3 separate regions of the Mus musculus genome follow, and regions 1 and 2 are each linked to region 3. A link is a loop called in an ENCODE intact Hi-C map of the cell type or tissue named here. Cell type or tissue: heart. All regions are shown on one strand. Region 1 has its middle 12 kb from the start of Gm11963. Region 2 overlaps Znrf3 (zinc and ring finger 3). Region 3 holds the start of Gm46266 (a long non-coding RNA gene).

Region 1 (2,500 bases), 360 kb before region 3:
GGGTCATCTAGGAAAACAGATATTTACATTAGGATTTGTAACAATAGCAAAATTGCAACAAAAATAATTTAACGGATAGGGGTCACTACAGCATTAGGGATAGTATTAAAAAGGGCCACAGCATCAGGCACTGCTCTGAATGATGTCTGGAAGTTCAAGGTCGAGGCTCTGCCCTGACTTGGTGTCTGGTGAAGGCTCTGTCTATGCCTTCAGAAGGCCACCATCTTTCGGTTTGATCACATGGCCTCCTTGCTCTCACAGTGAGGATGGACAATGAGGAGCAACCCCGAGTTTCCAGGGGTCTCCGCTTCTGCTTGCTTTGGCATAGGCTAAGTTCAACAGTAAATGCAACCCATGTCTTATGGGCCAGATTCTCCCTCTGGAAATCAGGTTAGCCTTGGTCCTCCTGGTCCTGGGTGCTAGGATTATTAGTGTGTGCCAACTCCTTGGCTTGGCATCTGTTTTTTTTTTAAGATTTATTAATTATTATACATAAGTACACTGTAGCTGACTTCAGATTCGCCAGAAGAAGGCGTCAGATCTCATTATGGGTGGTTGTGAGCCACCATGTGGTTGCTGGAATTTGAACTCAGGACTTTCCAAAGAGCAGTCAGTGCTCTCACCCACTGAGCCATCTTGCCAGCCCCTTGGCGTCTGTTTTTTAAATGAATGGAATCCTATTAGAGCAGGTCATCCTCTTACGACTTAATTATCTAAATTACTTCTTTATAGCCCATCTCTAAATGTAGCCACTTTGTGGGGTTTGAGCCTCAAAGGTGGATTTCAGAGGACATGGGTATTCAGGCCTCGATGTGCCTTTGGTGAGTGTTTTAGAGTTCTTGAACTACTCGCTGTTTCTCTTCAGGAAAGTGGGGTGCAGGGGTACGTACCATCCTCTCAGCACTTGGGAGGCAGAGGCAGGAGAATCAGGAGTTTAGTCATCCTTGGTCATGTGTTAAATTTGAAGTCACATAGAAAGCTCAAGACAGTCTCATGAAATCCTCCCTCTCCCAAGCCAGAGGGCAGTGTAGTTTCTTCTCTTTTCTCTCCACGGCGGCGAGCATCTCGGAACTAAAAGTATAAGAGGTTAGAACTTCCCTACCATGCTGCCTCTGCTCTGGTGGCTCCCCTTCTCCCTAGGAATCCAGCCCTTCTCCACTGCCATACAGTTGGCTCAGAAGCCAATTTGGACACTGGAAAATGGTATCACATGCTGTTCTTTATTCGAACACCGGGGGGCAGTATAACCAACACATTGGAACACATTTGGTAACCTCGTTCCTGCTTATGTAAAACAAGTATAACTCTCTGGATTCCCTGGCTGCTTCTGAAACTTCAGCTCATAAAGTCAGGCTTCCTACCAGGATGGAGACACAACGGCCCATCAAAGAGTACAGCACTGCCTCACCTGTGAAATCTTGGATCTGTTGCTTTTGAATGACATGGATTATAAATATGGCTGGAGAGGTGGTGTCTTAGTCCGGGTTTCTATTCTTGCACAAATATCATGACCAAGAAGCAGTTGGGGAGGAAAGGGTTTATTCAGCTTACACTTCCACATTGCTGTTCATCACCAAGGAAGTCAGGACTGGAACTCAAGCAGGCTTGCTCAGCTTGCTTTCTTATAGAACCCAAGGCTACCAGCCCAGAAATGGTACCACCCACAAGGGGCCTTTCCCCCTTGATCACTAATTGAGAAAATGCCCCACAGCTGGATCTTATGGAGGCATTTCCCCAACTGAAGCTCCTTTCTCTGTGATAACTCCAGCCTGTGTCAAGTTGACACAAAACTAGCCAGTACAATTGACCCCTTGTCAACTTGACACACAAACACATCACTAGTAAGCCTAAACCCTTAATGTCTTATTCATCCCCAAGATCTTAAATAACTTTAAAGTCCCACAGTCTTTGCATATTAAAAGTTCAATCCCTTTAAAATATCCAATATCTTTTAAAATCCAAAGTCTTTTTACAATTAAAAGTCTCTTAACTGTGGGATCCACTAAAATAGTTTCTTCCTTTCAGAGGGAAAAAATATCAGGGCACAGTCACAATCAAAAGCAAAAATTAAACTCCAAATGTCCAATGTCTGGGATCCAACTCACAATCTTCTGGGTTCCTCCAAGGGCTTGGGTCACGTCTCCAGCCATGCCCTTTGTAGCACACATATTGTCTTCTAGGCTCCAGCTGCCTGTACTCCACTGCTGCTGCTGTTCTTGGTAGTCATCTCGTGGTACTGGCATCTCCAAAACACTGCTATCTTCAACTGTAACAGGCTCTCTTCATGATGCCAAGCCTCAACTCCTTTGCATGACTCCTTCAGTCCTGGGCCATCAATTGCAACTGAGGCTGCACCTTCACCAATGTTCTTCCATGACCTCTCACAATGCCGAGCCTCAGCTGCTCTGCGTGACCCCTTCATACCTTCAAAACCAGTACCACCTGGGTGACTCTTACACATTACCAAGTCCTGCTGCAGCACGAAGTAAAACCTTGGCTA
Region 2 (2,500 bases), 170 kb before region 3:
CTTGAACAGCCCCTGGATAAGATCGACCTCCCCCCTGATGTGTAGGTTGCTGGGTGGAAGTATGTTTGTACACAGGCCCTTGGATGATACGCTTGTGTAGACTGTACGTACAGACTCCTGGGCTCTAACCTAGCCCAGGCAGATTCTTGGTTTGTGAACTTGACGAGTGACTTCATTCTGTGTCTGCGCTTGTGACACCAACCAGCATACTAGATTCTCACAAACACTATTTAGGTGAGAAGATACAAGCAGTCTTTTTATTTTTCTTTTAAGATTTATGTATGTATATGAGCACTCTAATTTGCGTGTACACCTGCGTGCCAGGATCCCATTACAGATAGTTGTGAGTCACCATGTGGTTGCTGGAAATTGAACTCGGGACCTCTGAAAGAGCAGCCACTAAGCCATCTCTCCAACCCTGATACAGGCATTCTAAAGCACCATATTGGCTATTTATTTTAATATCACTGTATCAGACTGGTGGGAAAAGGGGAAAAAAAAGAAAAGAAAAGGAATAAGAACAAGTCAGTAGGATACTTCGGTTTTCTTTCAAATTGGCTGCTTTCCTTAGAAACAATGTGGCCCTATCAAGTGTTCCTTTTCTACTTGACCTCATTCAATGGTACTTAGAGGCAACCATCCAGTAGTTCTCAACCTTCCTAATGCTGTGACCCTTTAATACAGTTTCTCATATTGTGGTGACCCCCAACCGTAAGATAATTTTCATGACTACTAAATAACTGTAATTTTGTTATTGTTATGAAACGTAATATACAAAGCTGTATTTTCCGATAATTTTTTGAGGTCTTGACCCATAGGTTGGGAACCACAGATCTATACCTATATAGATAGCCTCGGGTATTTGTTACTCTCCCTGCAAACCCTTTGTTCCCTGGCCTGTGGCTTTGGACTTAGATGTGCCCCCAGTTCCTGGAAAGGAATCTGCTTCCTTATGCTCCTTGTCTTTTAGCCCTGATAGCTGTGGTTAGGACAGATGAATTGGCCAGTTTCCTTCTCCTTGTGGGCCATACTTCAAGGGATGAGACTGGCCTTTAGAGTTAGGGAAGAGAGTGGGAAGTACCCTGACTTTCCATTTCTGTAACAAACACTTGCAGTAATAAACAGGTAAAGAGCAAAGGTTTGTTTAAACACATAGTTTTAGACTTTTGTTTTATTTTTAATGATTTTATTTGGTTTATGTATATGAGTGCTCTATCTACATGTACACCTGCGTGCCAGAAGAGGGCATCAGATCCCATTACAGATGGTTGTGAGTCACCATGTGGTAGCTGGGAGTTGAACTCTGGACCTCTGGAAGAGCAGCCAATGCTCTTATCTTATGAACGGTCTCTCCAGCCTAGTTTTGGACTTTTAACCCACACACTTACCACAATCCTTTATTAGGCTTATAGAAAGGCAGCATATCATGGCAAGAATATGTGATGGCTAGGACTGGAAAGGTGCCTCAGTGGTTATGAGCACATGCCTATCTTGGAGAGGATCTGACTTCAGTTCCCAGTACCCTCTTCTATTCTCCTCAGGTAACTACACACACATGCACAGATATCAAGCATGCATACACATAATTCAAAGTAAAAATTAAGGCAGCCATGCAGCCTTGTAAGTCTTGTAATATACCGCCATGAATTTCTCAGAACAGTGGACCTTCTTCTTTTCTTCTATCTCTTTTCTAAGCATGCTTTCTCTCATGCTGTAGACTTCCTTGCTCTTTGTCCAATTATCTGACTCTAGGCCAGCTTAACTTAACTTAACTTAAGTGGCATGACTCTCTTCCCTCATCCATTGTCCTTGGAGCAACTGATGAGGCATACTGCTTGCCTGGCCTGGAAGTTTTCTCTTTATCACTAATAAAATTATCCAGGAGGACACAAGAAGAGGAAGAAAGGAAACCAGGCCCACTTGGCACCCTTCCCTTGTACTGCCGAGCTAGGAACACTTAGGATCCATCTTACAGCAGGGGGACACCAGCACAGTGCACAGGCTGCCTGTTCCCCGTTGGCTCCATTGAAAGAAGCACGTGGGTGAGGCTGAAGGCAGAAGTACCCTCTCTCCAGTTCACCCTTCGGTCTGTGTTCTTTATCTCTCTCTGCAGGAGCTTCGGGTCATCCCTTGTACTCATCGGTTCCACAGGAAGTGTGTGGATCCATGGCTACTGCAGCACCACACCTGCCCCCACTGTCGGCACAACATCATAGGTAACTATTACAGGCCTTGCCACACCCTGACCCTACGAAGTATGACAAGTGCGTCATACTTTGGGCTCATGAGCAAGCTGAACCAACACAGCATGGTTTTCTGGACCTGCAGATGTGGACCTTAGGTTTTGGAAGTTGTTTGCACAACTCTAAGCAGAACCTAGCATTAAGGATCACTTTGAGCTGCAAGTGACATGGTGGCTTAGTGGTAAACTGTTTGCCTAGGATGTGCAAAGCCCTAGGTTTGACAGCCCCCTTCGTCCCCCGCCTCTAAAGAAAATCAT
Region 3 (2,500 bases):
AGAGACCTCACTCTGCTCTACCCAAAAGATCTATAATAGGTACCACCACATACTTCAAGGGTCCACTAGGGAAGCCTAGAAACTGTCATATGCAAAGAGAACCGAGAAACCGAGATAAAGTGATCTAGACACTGCCATACAAAGGAAGCAGTATGAATGTACAGTGGAAAGGGAGGCTTAGAAACTGTCACATGCAGAGCAGACACTGAGTAAATGGAAGGGGGACCTAGAAACCACATACTCAGAAATCTCAAGGTTTCAAGGACCTCACTGGGAACCTTCAAGATCAATAGAAGTAACTAACAAATGGAGTTGGGGCCTAGGAATCTACCCTACCTAAAGACAGAGAAGGAAGCCTAGAACATACCATGCCCTGAAGTCTCAGGTGCCCGCTCTTGGAAACCATTGTAACATGGAAAGCATTTGGCAGGCGGGCAGGTGGGTGTAAGCATCCTTCTAAGACAGCCAGCCTGGGTTCTCTTTAAAAGCTGGCATCATGGCTTCCCTCCTCCCTTCCTGAGCACCACTGGTGAGGGTGTGGCCAGCATTAGCTTCCAACCTTGTCTTGCCTGTTTGTGGTCCTGGAGTCAGTGATGGATACAGCCGTGGTCGTCCTCACCCTGCACGAGTCCACCTCTGTGTACCCCTTGACTTCTTGGGGCCCTGCTACCTCTCCCAGATGCTTGCTTCCCGACCCTCCATCCTCACCTGCCCACTCCCTGTGGTCCCTGGCCTCTGACAGTGTCAGTGTGGCCTCGGCTATGATCGACACTCTTGTGAGCAGCTCTCTGCCTCCTCTAGGCCCCTCACTCTCCCAGAGACCCGCGATGAGAAAACAGGTTGTTCACCCATCCCAGAAGGTATGGGGAAACCCAGGTCACTACAGAGCCAGGCTACACAGCTCCTATCCCTGCATGGGGAGCCTTGGCCTGCCCCAGGTCAGACCTTGAACCCAGGACTAGCTATGGGAGGGACCCCCAAGAGGTAGCAGGACCCCTACCTGTCCACCTTCTTCCTTTCATCACCTGCACTTCTACCCCTGCTTGCTGCCTGGGAGAAGGTTTGCTGGGCAGCAGATGCATGCGGCTTCCGGGCTGAGGGACCAGCTTTGTGAGAGGTAGGTAGGGATCCTGTTACGGTGGGAACATCCTGCTGAGACACGTCACCTACCAGCGCCCCCTAGAGGTAGCGCAGCTTTCAGAGCCGCTTGCCAAGTTTAGCTGTAGCCCAGCAGTGTCACCAGGTGGTCATAGTCGTGTACTGCAGGAGCTGAGTGACTGGCCTGAGTTACTCTACCTAGTTAGGAGGGAAGCAAGCCTTCATTCCTTATTTAGACAGGGAACACGAGGACCAGCTCTGAGGAGCAAACTGGTGGCACCAAAAATGAGACCCAAAGTGAAACATACTAAGACATCTAAATTCCCAGAGGAGCTAGAGAATCCATTACCGTTCCCTAAGCATCGCTCTGTATGCCAGGCTCAGGGCTTGGCAGTGCAGAGAGGCACTCTGCAGACACAGGCCCCAGGAGGAGTCACCATCGGGTAAAACACCATGGTCAGCAGCCACAGGACAAAAGGAACTTAGGTGTGGTCGGGGTGTCTGTGCCAATAGTGTGTTGCTGATGAAAGGGACCTAACCAGTCATGGGGTATTCAGACAGAAGTGAGGGTAGCAGGGGCCTGGGACATGTTCGGAGTAGCAAGTGCTTGGAGTGGCCGCTTGGCAGGCAAGAAGTGAGAGAGGATAGAGGCTCTCAGAATCTAGGGGTCCTCATTAAGGAATTCTAATATTGGTGGACCTGAAGTATCATTTAAGTACTGCTAAACTGGGAAACAGGAATGGTGGCTTAGACCCGGAATGCCAGCATTCAGATGCCTGAGGCGGAAGGATTGCTCCAAGTTCAAAGCAAACCTGGGCTTCATAGTGAGATACTGAAAGATCTCAAAAAAATTAAGAATTATTTTTTAAAAATTAAAGAATGTGAGGAATGGTATGGTCAGGGTTTTGTTCGCAAAGTATGTTTCTGAACACCAATTTGGAGAGTGAATTGGAGACAGAAAAGGACTCTGGAAGGCTGTGGGCATCCTGATCAAAGGCCAGGAGCCTTTAAGTGTGAGCACGGACCGGCAGCAAGGCTGACAGTGGTCAGTGGAGTCAGGGAACCTTGGGTACTGCCTTGGCTATGAAGGGAAGTAAAGAGGCAGACCCAGGGCTGTTGTGTAAACCTGTATCCCCAGCTGCTCAGGAGGCTGAGACAGAAAGATTACAGGTTCAAGGTCAGCCTGGACAAGTTAGTGAGATCTCATCAGAGAATATACTGGGAATGTATAATATTCTCACATTAAAAGTGAGGAGCTAGAGATAAACCTCAGAGGCTGAGACGCTGCTGGCCTGTGGGAGGCTCTAGCTCTACCACGATACCCAGGAGACACAATCAAAGAGACAGCGCAGCGGTTAGGATGCTCGCTGAGAGCCTGAACTTGGTTCCTATTAGTCACGTG

Evidence for each region. Peaks named below come from ENCODE experiments on the same cell type or tissue, not always from the same donor. Only the 100,000 strongest peaks of a DNase experiment are listed, where the experiment ranks them.
Region 1: a loop joins it to region 3, with 6 times the contacts of the local background. A loop is called at or near these places in 24 of 42 quality-filtered maps.
Region 2: it touches region 3 in a loop (2.5-fold over the local background); 15 of 42 quality-filtered maps call a loop at or near these places.

The regions. Positions count from the first base shown.
Region 1 is chr11:5,473,094-5,475,593 of GRCm38, reverse strand. No RefSeq gene overlaps it. Among named protein-coding and RNA genes, the nearest start is that of Gm11963, 12 kb to the left of the region's middle. In heart, a CTCF peak has its summit at 1,228 (motif pointing right); no DNase peak of the experiment used is centred here.
Region 2 is chr11:5,283,054-5,285,553 of GRCm38, reverse strand. Znrf3 (zinc and ring finger 3) reads left to right here. Exons shown (of 9, transcript NM_001080924.2): 7 at 2,114-2,216. Among named protein-coding and RNA genes, the nearest start is that of Kremen1, 23 kb to the right of the region's middle. In heart, a CTCF peak has its summit at 1,229 (motif pointing right); no DNase peak of the experiment used is centred here.
Region 3 is chr11:5,113,825-5,116,324 of GRCm38, reverse strand. All of the region lies in intron 13 of Emid1 (EMI domain containing 1), which reads left to right. It overlaps Gm46266 (a long non-coding RNA gene), which reads right to left and starts at 807. Exons shown (of 2, transcript XR_003949635.1): 1 at 1-807. In heart, a CTCF peak has its summit at 1,220 (motif pointing left); a DNase peak (open chromatin) is centred at 1,154; H3K27me3 peaks cover 342 bases.